Regions from separate parts of the Homo sapiens genome. Here region 1 is linked to region 2. A link is an interaction called in ENCODE POLR2A ChIA-PET data of the cell type or tissue named here. Cell type or tissue: OCI-LY7. All regions are shown on one strand. Each heading gives the region's core, and the rest is flanking DNA. Links, peaks and the distances in the headings are about the cores only. Region 1 has its middle 95 kb from the start of SLC38A6. Region 2 holds the start of SIX1 (SIX homeobox 1).

Region 1 (8,331 bases), core at 161-8,160, 430 kb after region 2:
TCCTGTTATGCTATCAAATAGTAGGTCTTACTCATATTTTCTATTTTTTTGTGCTCATTTACCATTTTCACCCTGCCCCTACTACCCCACAACCCTTGTCAGCCTCTGGTAACCATCCTTCTGCTCTGTATGTCCATGAATTCAACTGTTTTGATTTTTAGATCCCACAGATAAGTGAGAACATTTGATGTTTGTCTTTCTGTGTCTGGTTTATTTCACTTAACATAATGGTCTCCAGTTCCATCCATGTTGTTGCAAATGAAAAGATCTCATTGTTTTTATGGCTGAATAGCACTCCATTGTGTATATGTTCCACATTTTCTTTATTCATTCATCTGTTGATGGACACTTAGGTTACTTCCAAATCTTGGCTATTATGAACAGTACTGCAACAAACATGGGAGTGCAGATAGCTCTTCAGTATACCTATTTTCTTTCTTTTGGGTATACACTCAGCAGTGGGATTGCTGGACCATATGGTAGCTCTATTTTTAGTTTTTTGAGGAACCTCCAAACTGTTCTCTACAGTGGTTGTACTAATTTACATCCCCCCCAACAGTGCATAAAGGTCCCCTTTCCCCTTTTCTCCACATCCTCTCCGGCATTTATTATTATCTGTATTTTTTATAAAAGCCATTTTTATTGGGGTGAGATGATATGGCAATTTTGATTTGCATTTCTCTGATGATCAGTGATGTTGAGCACCTTTTCATATGTCTGTTAGCCATTTGTTTGTCCTCTTTTGAGAAATGTCTATTCAAATATTTTGCCCATTTTTTGATTGGATTATTATATTTTTTCCAATGGAGTTGTTTGAGTTCCTCATATATTCTGATTCTTAATCCCACTTCAGATGGGTAGTTTGCAGATATTTTCTTCTGAAAGCACTTTTATTATGATATTAAACCTACTGAGGAAGGTGGAGCCCTCATGGCCTAATCACCTCTTAAAGGCTCCATCTCCCAATACCATTACATTGGCAATTAAATTTCAACGTGAGTTTTGGGGGGAACAAACATTTAACCCATAGCAGACACCATTCATTTATATTTTTCTTCCAGGATCCTGTATTATCATTAACTCAGAAAGGCCAACTAATCCTTGGATCTATTATCAAATTTGGTTTGTTTGAATAATTAAGTATAAATTAGCTAAATGGAAAGGCTCTCCTCTGTAAGTTCTTTACCATCTTTTTATGATGAAAAATTTTAAACATGAATGCAAGTTGAAATAATATGCCCATATACCTACCACTGAAACTTAGCATTTGGTCGTATTTATTTTGTGACTCACATATAAATTATATTTATATGTAAATATACAGTTAACTTTAGAACAACATGGGTTTTCTAACTGTGTGGGTCCACTTATATGGGGATTTTTTTCTGCCTCTGCCACCCCGAGAAGGCAAGACCAACCCCTCCCCTGCCTTCTTCTCAGCCTCCTCAACATGAAGACAATGAGAATGAAGACCTTTATGATGATCCAGTTTCACTTAATAGTAAATATGTTTTCTCTTTCTTATGATTTTCTTAATGACATTTTTGTTTCTCTAGCTTACTTTATTGTAAGAAAATAGTATATAATACAAATAACATACAAAATGTGTGTTAATCAACTGTTATTGGTAGGGCTTACAGTCAACAGTAGGCTATTAGCAGTTAAGTTTTGGTGGGAGAGTCAAAAATTGTACACAGATTTTCAACTGTGTGGTGGGTGGGCACCTCTGACCCCCACATTGTTCAAAGGTCAACTGTAAATACATTTATATTTGCTGAATAATTTGCAAAGTAAGTTACTGACATTCCATGAAGCAGTAAGTAAAGTTGAAAATTATTTTTTGTAAAAGTCACCATCTACCTTAGCTCAGGCTACTATAACAAAATACCATAGATTGGATGGCTTAACAGAAATTTATTTCTCATAGCTCTGGAAGCTGGGAAGTCCAAGAACATGGTGCTGGCTAGAATTATTTTGGTCCTGGTGAGGGCCTCTTCCTGGCTTGCAAATGGCTGCCTTCTTGTGTCCTCACATGGTGGAGAAAGAGTGATCTCTGTTCCTCTTCCTATAAAGCCACTAATCCCATTATGAGGGTCTCACCCTCATCACTTAATCTAACCCTGATTATCTCCCAAAGACCCCATCTTGAAATACTTGTGGGTTAGGGCCTCAATATGAATTGAGGGGTTGGAGGAGACACAATTCTGTCCACAGAACTTTCTGTGAACAAGCCTATTATTCCCTCCCTCCCTCCCTCCCTCCCTCCCTCCCTTCCTTCCTTCCTTCTCTTTCTTTTCTTTCTTTCTTCTTTCACAAATGTTGTCCCTTTCTCCAAAAGGATAAGAAGCTGCTTGATGCAGCTGTCACCAGAACTTCTCTTAGTAAGGGAAATATCCTTAATGTCTTTTTTTTTTTGGTGGTGGTGGGGAATATCTTGATAAGTCATTTAGGTATGAACGGTGAATTCTTATACAGTGGCACAGCAATGTGAGTTTACTAAATGCCTGTGAATTGTATACTTTAAAGAGGGTCATTTTATGTTATGTGAATTTCACCTCAATCAAAAAAAATGTGACCCTATGAAAATGGTTGGCAAGAGGAGAGGAAGTGAGAGAGATAGCTAAACCACTCTGCATAAAAGAGAAAATGTGAATTTGGGAACTGGAGAAAAGCAAAGGGAAAGAGGCAGAGAGTGCTAACCCAGTGGTGGGAGTCTAGAGGAAAAGTGGCTGACGGGCATTTTAAGAACAGAAGCGTTTAATATTCAGTTTTAATTTGCCTGTCTCTGTCTCCTGAAACTAATAAAGTCAGTAGACACAAAAATACCTTGTGTGAACAGAATTGTGCATGTAAACCCTTCTTTAGACTCACATGGGACAGAACACATACAGCCTTATGCTATCCAGGTGATCCAGAAACCTCAAAAAGTGAAATTCAAAGGCAGAGATGGCCAAGAAAAAATGTAAGCCACTTGCTTCCTCCCAGAGTCCGTGGGCACATCAGGAGGGTTGTGGGACGATCCTCATATGAGGGATGTGATTGAACCAACTTTTCCTAATTCTCAAAGTGTATTGAACTTTCCTTGACATCTCATTGGCAATATATTGTCATTTCATTGCTTTAAGGGCTCATTATTTACTAGTCATCAATTGTACCTGTAGGGGAATGCCTCTTTTTAGAGACAAGAGACCAGACCTCCACAGAGGTAGATCTTGGAGATTGGAGCAGTTCTAGAATTTCTAACATTTCCCCTTACGGTCATCTTGCTAGGTTCTCTGTAACAAAGCCTGGTAGTTCAGAAATCAGGCTCCAAGAACGTGCCATAGATCAACCTGTTTGTGTGTGTGTGTGTGTGTGTGTGTGTGTGTGTGTGTGTGTGTGTGTGTGTGTGTATGTATTTGGGATCAGAGCCACTCAACTTCCTTTTTTTTTGAAACGGAGTTTCACTTTTTTTGCCCAGACTGGAGTGCAATGCTGTGATCTCGGCTCACTGTAACCTCCACCTCCCAGGTTCAAGCAATTCTCCTGCCTCAGCCTCCCAAGTAGCTGGGATTACAGGCATGAGCCACCACACCCAGCTAATTTTGTATTTTTAGTAGAGACGAGGTTTCTCCATGTTCATCAGGCTGGTCTTGAACTCCCGACCTCAGGTGATCTGCCCGTCTTGGCCTCCCAAAGTGCTGGGATTGCAGGCATGAGCCACCACACCCGGCCTTCAACTCAACTTCTACTTAGATGGTGGCAGTAGGAATCAGAGGGAGTGGGGCCCCTAGGGAAGAGCACTCCCATGGAAAAAGAGTAGAAACAAATTTTATAATTCCCTGGTTTTCTTACCCAGTTCTCCAACCTGCTAAAATCTGAAAAAGTTTCATACTTTAAATGAATGGAAGATCATTAGTCTCATAAAATAATATGACACTACTGAGCTGGCACTTCGGTGTATAGACCAGGTTCTATGCCAAGCACATTCTCATGTAATCTGAGGTAAGCACAGTTATATTCCCCATTTAATAGATTAGAAATTAAAGTTTAGAGAGACTGTAAGGTTAAATGACTTGTTCAAGGTTATACATCCTTAAGATGCCATCCTAAGAATAGAAACTGAAGTTTGACTATAAAGGCTGTGTGCTTAATTACCATGTAAATAAAGTGTATCCAACTGTTGGAGTTTTTTTCTACAAAAAGGTTCTGCTCATAGCAGATACATAGTCAATATTGACTGTGTTGAAGGCTGCTTTATTCATTTAAAATGTGGCACCTAAATCTGTTCTGTTACATCAGCCAGACAGTATTTTGGCCGGCCTTGTGTCCTCTTGAGTCATGGTTCATTGCCACAGCACTGTTGTTTCTCCTTTGTTAAGTATTTCAGAGGAAATTCTGGACAAAGGAAAGGTATATGGGTCTTCAAGTAGAGCAGGGATGTGTTCCAGTAGTTGTCAACTAGACTGAGAAAACTTGGATGTCTTACGAAACAATGTCAGAAATCCATTTCTGTGTTCTGTGACTTTCTACAAACACAATTTTTAAAAATCCAAATATAGCTTAGACCATCAGTAGTCTAATTCAGTGTTTCCCAGATTTGAGATTTCTTTTGGAACTTTAGAACGTCAAAATGAATCTTGGGACATTGATAAGATTGCAGACTTTTTATTTTATAAATTGATTAAGGATATTAAACTTGCCACTTTCAATATAAAAAATTAAGGAAGGTTATAACCTTTGTGAAAAACTTGCTACATAGTTATTTATCTCATCAAAGACCAGTGAAAACTTTCTCATAGACCAACACTTGGAAACTATCAGTCTAAATAACCAGTCTATATTCAAAAATTCAGTAAAGATTTCTTCACTTCTAATGCTCATTGACTTCAGTTATCTTATAGGTGGAAAGAAGTAGATACAAAAACAGATCTTGATTACAAAATTCGTTGATGACCTAGTTGACTCTTTCCCCAGTCATTACTAATCCTAACCTTTGGGAGCGAAAAATATCTAAATAAGTTCTGGTTTACAAATTTGCAAAATTTTTGTCAACACTTCAGAATTCAGAAAAAAACACAGGACATTTTTACTATATAACTTCCTAAGTTTATATGATATATCAAAAGTCAGTAAGGATTATACCATAATAATATTTACATTTCACAGGGAAGCAAAATACTTGGAGCCTCTCCTTGTCTTTGTCTAAAGATTTGTCATTCATTTGCATTCAAATAAATTCTTTGCTTTCATTCATCCAGAATGGTTCTCAATTTATTAGCTCATGAGACTACATAAATAGACTTGTATTCATACATTTTAATTTCAGTGTAAAATGGCTTTCCTCAATTTTTTTTTCTACTCAACTCTCCCAAAAGATGTCTAATCACTCCCACACTCAGTTACTTAAACATTTCATAATGTTGTTACTTCTATAGTAAAACAAAAAGTAATTTGCTTTTAATAAATCAGAGAGCCCTACTGTAGCAATCTAGAACTTTATTCTGGCGAGAGCAAATTCTCAAATTATATTTCCAGCCTCATTTGTGAATAGCTGATTTTCCCTGTCACAAAGCATTGTTAGGTAGGTACAGTATTTTTCTTTAGTTGGTAAACTACTGGAACTTACAATCCAATGGAGGTGACCTCTATACAATACCTGGGACGGTAATACCCTGAAGCGCAGGGTGTGGCTATTGCATGTGCCACATGCACATGAGGCCATCTGTGCGTGCTTGTTGAAAGAATGACATATCTTGGTGAGTAATATGAACATTAAAAGCTCTGCTGGATAAGCTCATAGAGGTGGGGTTCACTGCCTTCTGGGTGAGTGGGGAAGACTTTGTGAAGAAAGCAACAACTGAAGTAAAATTGAAGGATAACCAAAGTAGAAATGAGAATGAAAGGAAGATACTCCTGTTTGGAAAGAAAATACTAACAATATGTACAGGAAAATACAAGGTATACTTTGGAGATGACAAGTAAAAATTTTGCCAGGAGCACAGATGTAATAGCAATTTGAGAAGTAAAGCTGAAGGGTAGGATCCTGATGTAGAGAATGCTGGACCCAGGCTGAGCTTGGACTTTACATCAAGTAGAAGTGGTAGAGAAAGATTAATTGCCTCTCTGCATTGGACTAGTGCCATCGTCTTCCAAAAGCTAAAAAGAAGCACTTTAGGCCTTCAAGGGCTAGTTATCTAAAAACCACACTTGATTTGTTCTTAAGTCTCAGCTCCTGGGCATATGAGGAACTTTTTCTGGAGTTTTGGAAAATTCCTCATGCCCTCAGATCCTATTAAGACCTCTGGCATCTTTTTTTTTTTAATTATTTAATTTATTTATTTTTATTTTTTATTTTATTTATTTATTTATTTATTTATTTTGAGACAGGGTCTCATTCTGTCGCACAGGTTGGCGTGCAGTGGTGTGATCTCAGCTCATTGCAACCTCTGCCTCCCGGACTCAAGCAATCCTCCCACCTCAGCCTCCAGAGTAGCTGAGACTACAGGTATGCGCCACCATGCCCAGCTAATTTTTGTACTTTTTGTAGAGACAGGGTTTCACCATGTTGCCCAGGCTAGTCTCGAACTCCTGAGCTCAAGCAATCCGCCCACTTTGGCCTCCCAAAATTCTGGGATTACAGGCGTGAGCCACCGAGCCAGGTCAAGACCTCTGGCATCTTAAGAGACTTCCTATGAGTTCCTGCCTCCAAACTTTTTTTTTTTTTTTTTTTTTTGAGACAGAGTCTCGCTCTGTCGCCCAGGCTGGAGTGCAGTGGCGGGTATTGGCTTACTGCAACCTCTGCCTCCCGGGTTCAAGCGATTCTCCTGCCTCCACCTCCTGAGTAGCTGGGATTACAGGCACACACTACTACACCTAGCTAATTTTTCTATTTTTATTAGAGGCGGGGTTTCACCATGTTGGTCAGGCTGGTCTCGAACTTCTGACCTCTGGTGATCTACCCACCTCAGCCTCCCAGAGTGCTGGGATTACAGGTGTGAGCCACTGTGCCCGGCCTCCTGCCTCCAAACTTTTGCACAAACCATTCATGTTGTTTTTCTCTTTCCCCTCCAAAGCGTTTCTTCTCCCTCAAAACCTGTTTCCACACTCAACCTCCTCTAGAAGGACTTACCTGACTATGACTTAATGTAACTGCTCCATTACTCAGGAAACCTATGCTCAACATCTTGATGCTACATTTAATTTCTCTAAATGATAAAATATACAAATTCTTGTATATTTGTATGTCTAACCACCCTGCGACAGCCTTTAGGAAAGGTTCCACATCTGCCAACTCCTTTGTATCCTCCATCCAGAACCTGCCTCCCATCCCTACTTTACCCATCCACCTCAGAGACTTCATGGTACAGTGCAGTATACTTGGTGAGTGTTGATGGTTTAAGAGTGTGCCCTGAACAACGAAGGATTTCTTTGAGGCTGAAATCCTGTGGGATCCATGGAATGGGAGTTTCACCTGTCTTTGGCTTCTGCTCCTTTCCCCAGCATGTGTAGAGCTTCTAGAACAGTCCCCAGCAAGAGAGGATCACTTGGTACACCTCTTTCTTATCCTCACTGTCTCCAGTCTCTGCTGTAGGCCTGCTAGTGATGATCAGGATACAGGTTTTAACATGGCCAAGCTGTTAATAACCTGAGATTGGGCACCATGAACAATAAGCATTAAAAGGCAATAACAACAACAACAACATAACCTGTTAATTTTATGCAGGCTTAATTTTTTAAAGAACTATTTCTTCCTAACTTGCTTTTACTCTTCTTCATCTACTTTCTCATACCTATGACTGACAATGATAAGGACACCCACCCACTATACACACCTAATTCCATCCCTCCAAATTTGATTTCGTGTTCTCTAGAGCTGGCGTGTTATGTGACCTATTGTGGGGAGAGGCTCAGCTGAGGGACTCTGTGATGCCAAATGGACAAAGGCACACTTTTTTCTCCAGGTCCCAGCCTGGTGAAAGTCATAGCACCTGAGAATTTGGAGCTGACTCTCTCCTTTGGAAATTGTGCCTTCCAAAAATATATCTTACACTGCCTGTACCTGCATGCAATAGGTTTTGGTTCTTACCAACTGCAGCTTCAGTCTGAACTTGAGTTCTACCCTCATGGATGCAAATCAAAACAGCTCAGAATCAAGTCTGGGAAGCAAGTCGAAGTGGTTTGATTTGCATGGGGAGCTTTTGTCTCTGCATGAAGGCAGCCAAATTCCCTAGGCTCCCCAGCCCTCCGGAAATATGCTTTACAGGACCCGGGGGCCCAGGCCCAGTCGGGTGGGTGTGATTTGAATGTTCTCTGCTACAGCTGCTGCACCGGGCCCTGGTCACTGCTGTT
Region 2 (8,331 bases), core at 121-8,120:
CCACTAGGCCCCCTGCTCCTGGAGCTGCGCTATGATCCGGGTCTTGAGATGCGCGCGATTCTCTCTGAACCGGTGGAGAGGAGGCTCTGCCCCGCGCGGAGCGAGGACAGCGGCGCCCGAGCTTCCCGCGCCTCTCCAGGGCCCAATGGCAAGAACAGCCTCCGAAGTGCGCGGATGACAGGAAAAGATCTTCAGTTCTTCTGCCGCTAGAGAAGTGCGGGATACAAGCCTCTATTGGATCCACAACCTGGAGTCCTGCCTTCGGACTTTGCCAAAGACTTGCAGGCGGTGGGGAGGCAGTAGGAAATGAAGCCCCCTCCAGCCTCAGCCGCCGCCGCGTTCGGTGCAGCAGCAGCAGTGCCACTGCCACAGAGCAGAGGAAGGCCCGCTCCGCGCGAGTTCTGTGCCAGGTGTCCCGTTGGCCCTCAGCGGACAAGGGAGAGCCGCTAATAAGGGTCGCTGCTCAGCAAACTCAGAGCTCATCCATAAGTGCCAACGCCACTGCTTCTTTCTGGAAGCTTCCACTCCGGCCCGGGGTCCGGCCCCAGCCACGCTGTCCTAGCCCAGAGAACAGGTTCAAGAACGGTGGTGCCCAGCCCCAGCGGTGCCCTTCTCCGTCCCTGTAGCTCGCTGGGCTCTTGAGCCCCTACCCACTAAGCCAAAAATTCGGGAACCGGGAGCCAAACCCCTTGGCCTCTGAGAATTTAGGAAGCTTCGTTTTCAGCCAAGAGGTCAAGGCGAGCAGAGAGTGGGGACTCGAACAATCGCGTGTTTAGGTTTAAAACGTTAAAAAATAAACATCACTCGAGTGTTTTTTTTTTTTTTCATTTCACTTGGCACAATGCTGTATGGTTTCGTCCTACAAACTATTTATAAGCCGTTGTTCATTACTTTTGGCTACCGTTATGACATCTGTAGAGGAGAAACGAAAAGTGGCTTTAGATTCAGTTAAACTGCGACGCCCAGAAGGTAAACTGGAGGTCCCTTAACAGCTGGTTCTCGAAGATTTCCTCGAGGGAAGAAAAAAATATGGTTAGTTTCCCCTAATGATCTCTCTGAAATGATTGCCAAAAAAACTCAAAGCAATATCCAGCTTTCTCGCCTCCTCCTGCTCGCCCCTTTTACCCAGACTGAGCCGAGGATGGCGGAAGGAGGCACATTGTGCAATTTCTTATTAAACACATCTGGAATATGCGCGCTCTGGATTTAGTGCCAGGGGTTTTACAAAGAGTTTATGACTGTGACAGAAAATTGTCCTTTTAACAAGTTTACAAGCAGTAATCACGGGGGCTTTTACAGGACCAGCGCTCTTGCTCCTCGCCGGATCTGCAGACATTTCCAAGATTCACCAACTAAGGGAGCAGGAAGTGGGCCGGGGCGCCCTGCGAGACACAACTTCCACGAGCCTAAAATTATCCCAGGCGGAGCTGGGAGAGTGGAGGGTAGTCACCGGAGTAGGAAGAGACGGCATGTAAGAAATTAAAGTAATTGGCCCTTCCTATTTTCCAGAGAGATTTCCGCAGCGTCCTTTGAAGCCTGTCAGGGTCATTGAAAGCTATCTTTGTGCAGGGTGTTTGTTTTGGGGAGTGAATGTGAAGAATGTGAGGAGATTCCCTGTGAGAGCCCCTCCTGCAGAGGGTGGCATTTCTCCGTGGCCCAAGACAGGGAGAATAAACACCCTAGTGACTTAAATAAACACCGACTTAATGATCCAAAACACTAACAAGGGAGATTGGGACCCTGAGCTCCCAAACCAAATGATGGTCTCTGAGTGGCTGTGTGCACATCTGTCCATCACTGAGGGGGAAAAACGACTTTATAAGTAAAAGTGTGTACAGTTAAGTACAGTGACCATTTCTCCCTGGAACTCAAAGCTATTTGACAGTTTTAAAAAATAAGGCCTTGATTTCCCCAAGCACACCTCAGTTTTCTAGACCAGAACAGAAATAGGAAAGAGTAAGAAAGAAATAATATATTAATGGTGACAATTATAGATGGGAAAAAATCAAAATTATGAAACTGTCATGTCAGAAAATAAATAGATTCTCCCTGGGGAACAATATTTTACAAAGCACAAGCAAGCCAATCCTGTTATCCTGAGTAGAATTTTAATAAATAATGCCATTTGTTTCACTAATTTTAAAAGCTAAATACAGAAGATACATCATTTTGCCCCAGGCAAAAATAATATGGAGCCTACATGATTACTGGGATTTTTCTAGACACCATCCGGCAGCACTGCAAAAGAGCTCCTGTCCTGCTGGTCTGCTTTCTATTTGTACAAATTAATTCACAATGTTTCTATCCTTGTTCTCCTTCCCTTTTTTGTCTTCAAGCAGATAAATTATTTTTACTTTCACAGTCTTGTCATAAACTTGTTAACACAAAAGAGCTTAGTTAACATATGAATGCTGTGAAGAGATAGTGGTAAACAAAATTGCATATCTAAATAATAGAAGTTAATAAATACCCCAAGGCTAAATTCACTCTTTCTGTCATATAATTAATCTAGTTACTACTCTTGGTTCAGATGATGGCCTTCAAAGTACCCTGCAATTCACAGCCACCATTAAGTAAGAAAGAAAAATATATTTAAAAAAAAAAATAGGGCCCAATGACAGCAATACACCACTCACCTTTCAGAAACAGAATCATACTCCTGGTGTTCTACTAAGTTTTAATTTAGACTGCTTTAGGTACAATAGAAAAGAAACCTGAAAACACATGCTGTTTTAGTAACAAATACCAGGTTGCCAGATTCGTTGGCATACCTTTGCAAACTAGAAACTAGAAACAGGAGAAACCCTTTACAGGAGTAGGCTACAGATATGAAAGCTTTGAGGGCATGAGTAATGGCATTCAGGAAAGTGTTTTTTCACATTGGTACATTTTTAGAGTTTGTCATTTAAAAAAAAAAAACCCAAGAAAACAAACAACAACCAAAAAATCCCACTAAATTTGACAAAAATAGTTGCATTACTAATGGTCACGTCTATTTCTGTCTCACATAGAGAGCATTAAGACATTTAGGCACTTGTTTTTTCCTCCTAATACTGGTCTTTTATTTTAATCTACATTAAATTGTTTAACACTAAATATGAAAAATGTAAACTTAATTTTTCCTCATCAAAGAAAGTTATAGATTGTATTTTTCCTGTTCACCTTAAGAATGTAATCAGTTCTTCTGAGCCTGGAGGCTCTTATTTTCACTATTTTTATCTCCCTTTCTCTTTCTCTTTCCATTTCCTTTCCCTCTTCACATTTCTCCATATATAAATTAAAAGGAAATAATGAAAATCCAGTTGATTTGCAATTCCCATTCATTGAAAAAAAAGAAAGGCTGCTGAAACAGGCGTATCAGTTGCCCAGAACTCAGACTGGGTGCCTGGGTGCTTTTGTTTGTTTGGGTTTTTTTTTTTTTTTTTCCCTGATCTCTGCATTGGGAAGGAAAATGCAAAAGTGGAAAGAGTTGGAGAGAAGAGGAGATTAAGCTTGAGATCGCTGTTGGTTTTGATTTTTAAAAAGATATTTGTGAAAGTCCACCATTCCTTTATGCGCAAACAACTCCAGAAACAAGCTGCAAAAATGTTCCTGATTTCTATTTACAAGTGTCCCTAGTCGCTGCAGTGGTTGCTGCTCCAGGAATCCCTTCGAGGCCCCAGTCCCTCCCCACTTAGGACCCCAAGTCCACCAGACTGGAGGTGAGGGGGCCGAGCAGAGAGTCTTGGAGCTGATGCTGGTGGGTCTGCAGGCCGTGACTGGGCTGCGAGGCTGTTAAGCCCGGGAGAGAATAGTTTGAGCTCCTGGCGTGGCCCATATTGCCCTGCAGCAGAAGGACCGAGTTCTGGTCTGGACTTTGGGGAGGTGAGAATTCCTCTTCTGAGCTGGACATGAGCGGCTTGCCCCCTTCCAGAGGAGAGAGTTGGTTCTGCTTGTTGGAGGAGGAGTTATTGTTTTCGGTGTTCTCCCTAAGAAATAGAGGACAACACCATATGGTTAAAAAAAAAAAAAAAAAAAAAAAGTAGGTTAAAAAAAAAGTGTGAGATGGAGGGAGGGGAGCTGGAAGGAGGAAAGGGCCATTGTGCAATCTGTCACCAACCCAAATGGAGGAGCTCTACCCTTCCACCCATCCCCAAGGGTAATGGGGGAGGTGAGGAGTCAGAGGAACCTGGAGAAATGGAGAGCTACGGACAGAGCCTCCTGTTAGGAGCCAGGTCCTTTTCTCTTCCAGATTTCAGAAAGTGATAGATTAGCAGGATTTATTTGAAACATACAAAATATATGTTTTAAATTTTGTTCAAGCAGTTACATTTAAATACATATAAACTAGCAACATATTTAAATGTAACTGAAAATCTTTCAATAAATAGATATTGGTGATAAAGAAATGATAGAGGACAGAGTCCAATGCACAAATGTTTGGGGTGAATCAAGTCCATTGCCTTGTTCGCATATGAGGAGACAATTAAACATCCCGTTTTCCTGCCCCAGCCCAGAGTTGGTGGTTTTGCAGACACAGAACAGGTCATGGGAAGTGGTGCCCAGCGCGGCCCAGTGACCTGAGTAAACACAGGGAGCGCAGCCAGTCTCTGATTTCATCTGGAGTCGGCCCTCGGGCCTGGCTTATAGGACGGCCGTTTTGTAACTAAAGGCTAACTGCAACCATACAATCCCTGTTCCTGTGTTACTTGCTAACTCTTCAGCCCCTCGTGTCCCCCTCTCAAACTTCCTACCAACACCCACCCCAACCCATCCTTTCTGGGCAGGGGAAACTTCGCCGCCCCGCACAGGCTGCCAGCGGGCGCGGCGCGCTGGGGCGTCAGTCCGGGCACTCGGTACCGGTTAACTTCAGGATTTCGCTTCCCTCGCCGCTTCCGCCTTCCGAGTGCTCGTCAGTCCTCCCGACTCCTAGCGCCTGTCTGTCTCCTTTCTTTCCCCTTATCCTCACAGTCTCTGTCTCCCGACAAGCCCATTTCAGCAGAATTTATCCTGGCTCTGGTTTTCCACCAAGACAAGAAAGGGAGCAAGATCTTCGGCCCCTAGTCTTGGAAGCGAACAAAGGAAAACCTAACCGGCCCCTGCGCTCAGGTTTTCCCCCAAACTCTTTGGCTTCGCGGAGCGCTCTCCCCGCCACAGCCACCTCCCCACCGTCCTTCTGAATCTCTGTCCGAAACGCTATAGAGAACAGAAGGAGCCTGCCCAGGTGGCCGAAGGTGTTGCCCCGAGGTGGGGGAAAGTAGAGACCAATTTTTAAAATATTGCCTTGTGAGCTCCAGTGCGAGAGAGGGCTGCGACTGGAGACCCTTTCCTCGTCTGGGCATGCGGCGCGGTCAGCCAGACCGACGGGCTGCAGTGCCGGGCCACGCGCGAGCGAGCACGGCGAGGATCAACCCTTTCTTAATTTGGGGCGCCGGGGAGTAAATGCAGCGCCAACTCTCCCCAAAGCTCTCTTTTTGTTGTATCTTTAAAAGTCTCCTCCATTTGTCCAGCTAGTGAGAAATGAAGCAGGCTACCTCTAAACCAAAAGACTATCAAGAGAGAGCTGTGGAGAACCAGGCGGGAGTGGGGGCAGAGCCAATGTCTCAGGCCAGCTTCACCCCTCTGGGGAGCAAGAGGAGAGAGGTTCGCGAACCTCAGCTCCCACCAAACCCCTTTCCTTGCGACACCAATCAACATTTCACTGCCCGTTGATTTAGAAACTCACTCTCCACCCACCACTCATAGCCGCGGCCAGCCAGGGAGGCATAAAGACCAAATCTAGCGCCAATATTTCCCGACACTCACATCCCAGAGAAACCCACGCGCGGGTGCTCAAAGCAAATGAGGCCCCATCCTTAGCAAGGAACCTCAGAGTTCATGAACTTTCGCTGCAGCGCCGCGGAGGGCCTGCGCGCCGCCCCGTGGACGGGCTCCGGCCGGCGGGGAGGACTTGGTGGCTGGTGCCTGCGGGGGCGGGAGGGGGCGGAGGAGAAAGGACGGCTTCCTAGGGTCGCCCGAGTCGCGGGAAGCACGCCGCGTACCTTTCCTTGGCCTCCGCGGCCCGGTCTCTTTGCCTCCGGTTCTTAAACCAGTTGCTGACCTGGGTGGTGGTGAGGCCGGTGGCCTCGGCCAGCTCCCGCTTCTCACGCGGCGATGGGTAGGGATTGTGCGCGTACCACTCCCGCAGGACACCCCTCGACTTCTCCTTGAAGCAGTAGCTGGTCTCCTCGCCGTCCCAGATGGTGCGCGGCAGTGGAAATTTTCGGCGCACCCGATATTTGCCCACGGCGCCCAGGGGTCGGCCGCGCAGCTTCTCGGCCTCCACGTAATGCGCCTTCAGCCACAGTTGCTGCAGTTTGGGGTGGTTGTGAGGCGAGAACTGGTGGCTCTCCAGGATCTTGTAGAGCTCACGGAAGTTGCCGCGGTGGAAGGCGACCACCGCCTTGGCCTTGAGTACGCTCTCGTTCTTGTGCAGGTGGTCGCAGGCGGGCAGTGACCACAGGAACCTGCCCAGGCGCTCCAGGTTTCCGCCTTGCTGCAGAACCTCGCACACGCACGCCACTTGCTCCTGCGTAAAGCCAAACGACGGCAGCATCGACATGGCTGGGGCCTGCCGGGGCGCACGGCCCAGGCGCACGCGGCAGGGAGCAGAGCCGAGAGGCAGGGGGCGGCGGCCGCAGGGAGGGGGGCGCGGCTGTTCCTAACCTCCTCCTTAGGCTTTGCAAAGGCGAAAACCGGAGTCGGAACTTGGCGGTGGGCGGCCAAGGAAGAGAAGGCGGAGGAGTAGGGGAGGTTCTGGACACGGAACGGCCGGCGCACTCAGTAGCCTTTAAGGCCTTGCTGCCTCCGACCTCCCGCCCGGTGGATGCTGCTAGTTGCCGGGGAACTTGGTTTCTGTTCTCCCCGCAGCGGCCTTAAAGCGCGCAGCGTCCCCGGCACGCTGATTGGCTGCCGGCGGCGCCTATCCGGGGCTGGCCAGCCAGCGCGCCGCCCGGCTGGGCAGAGAGGCCGCACCGCCCAGAGCGGGGAGGGCGAGGCTGCGGAGCTGGGGGTTGGGGGTGTTGCCGGGGCTGCGCGGGTAGGGAGTGGTGGGAGGAGAAGGAAGAGGAAAGGTGGGAAGCCAGTTGGGGTCTGAGGGAGCTGCGCTGCGGAGGTGTGGGGAGGTAGGGAGTGGGTGAGCGCGTCAGGACCCTGCAACGCGGGACCCGTCGCCAGTATCACCTAAGGGGAGTCGCGCACAACTCCGCACAAATCAATGACTCCAAACCTTAATTCCTCCCCTCTCCCTCCGTACTCTTGTCCTCATCCCTTGCAGACTTGCCCTCTCCCGGTGAGCTCATATTTAATTACTTTAATGTTGGAATGAATAAATAATGGATTGATGAATAGCTTATGGAACGCGATAAATAATTCAAGAGCAGACCAGGGTCCGCGCATGCAGCCTCTGGAAGAGTGGCTTCGGGTTGGCTTCAGCTCGAGGAGTCCAACCCTATTTCCTCCTCCCTCCCCCCACCAACTACCACTGTCCTCCCCCCACTGCTGCACACCACCCTCCAAAGGGCACAAGTACTCCCAGTCGGACAGCGTTTCCCTCGTTCACAAAAGACCTCCATGATTTGAGACCAGGCAGAGAGCTGTTTAGAGCATACTTGCTGAGCACCTAGAGACTCCGAGCGTTCATTTGTGATTTGGTATCTTAATGTTCTGCGATTGAAACCAGCAGGTTCCTGAAGCTTCTGGACTCAATTTCCCCATCTGTGCGGTTGTGTTTTGCAGTGCCACCTCTGCTACTGAGGAATGCCGAGAGGCTTTACTTGCTATTAGCAAAAATGCTTTGGGAACCTCGTACGAAAGGCGCTGGATGTGGTGTAAATTAAATAAAACTGTGCCCGGCTCCAATAACCGTCCGGTTGTAATATAATCCTTACCCTGCTCTGAGAGGGACACTGCCCTCAAAGCGAGAACGACAGCGGCTCCAAGAAGATTAAATAAAGAGGTGTGTGTGTGTGTGTGTGTGTGTGTATGTGTGTGTGTGTGTGTGTTGCAATGCTGGCCTATTTTGCTGCCAGGGAATGAGAGATGCACTGCAATTTAAGTCCCATCATCTGCTGTTTTGTTTATGTGTGGAGAATGCTTAGTAAAACTGCACAAACAAGTGAAGTTGTAATTATCTTAAGCCTCATTTGCACACCTAGTTCCAAAGCAATAATTAAAAGGATTTTGAAAACAATTAGCCTCTCTAAACAAAGATAATCTATTGTCAGTAGCTGAGACTAGCAGGAGATAAGAACAATGCGTGGAGATAAGGGAAGCCAAATGGTGGAAGGAGAGTGACTTTATGACTATACTTAT

The links. ChIA-PET counts read pairs that join two places held together with the same protein. Peaks named below come from ENCODE experiments on the same cell type or tissue, not always from the same donor. Only the 100,000 strongest peaks of a DNase experiment are listed, where the experiment ranks them.
Region 1: POLR2A ChIA-PET joins it to region 2 with 17 read pairs; 3 of 35 experiments call an interaction of 5 or more read pairs at or near these places.

The regions. Positions count from the first base shown.
Region 1 is chr14:61,072,441-61,080,771 of GRCh38, forward strand. It overlaps a transcript of SLC38A6 not described here. Among named protein-coding and RNA genes, the nearest start is that of SLC38A6, 95 kb to the left of the region's middle. In OCI-LY7, for the core only: no CTCF peak of the experiment used is centred there; a DNase peak (open chromatin) is centred at 4,301; H3K4me3 peaks cover 461 bases; H3K27ac peaks cover 2,563 bases.
Region 2 is chr14:60,642,610-60,650,940 of GRCh38, forward strand. SIX1 (SIX homeobox 1) reads right to left here and starts at 6,868. Exons shown (of 2, transcript NM_005982.4): 1 at 6,021-6,868; 2 at 812-3,968. The coding sequence starts at 6,580. The coding sequence ends at 3,674. It overlaps MIR9718 (microRNA 9718), which reads left to right and starts at 6,039; the gene lies at 6,039-6,102. RefSeq lists enhancers at 1,295-1,857, 4,287-4,909, 4,910-5,531, 5,532-6,153, 6,154-6,774 and a silencer at 6,785-7,024. In OCI-LY7, for the core only: no CTCF peak of the experiment used is centred there; no DNase peak of the experiment used is centred there.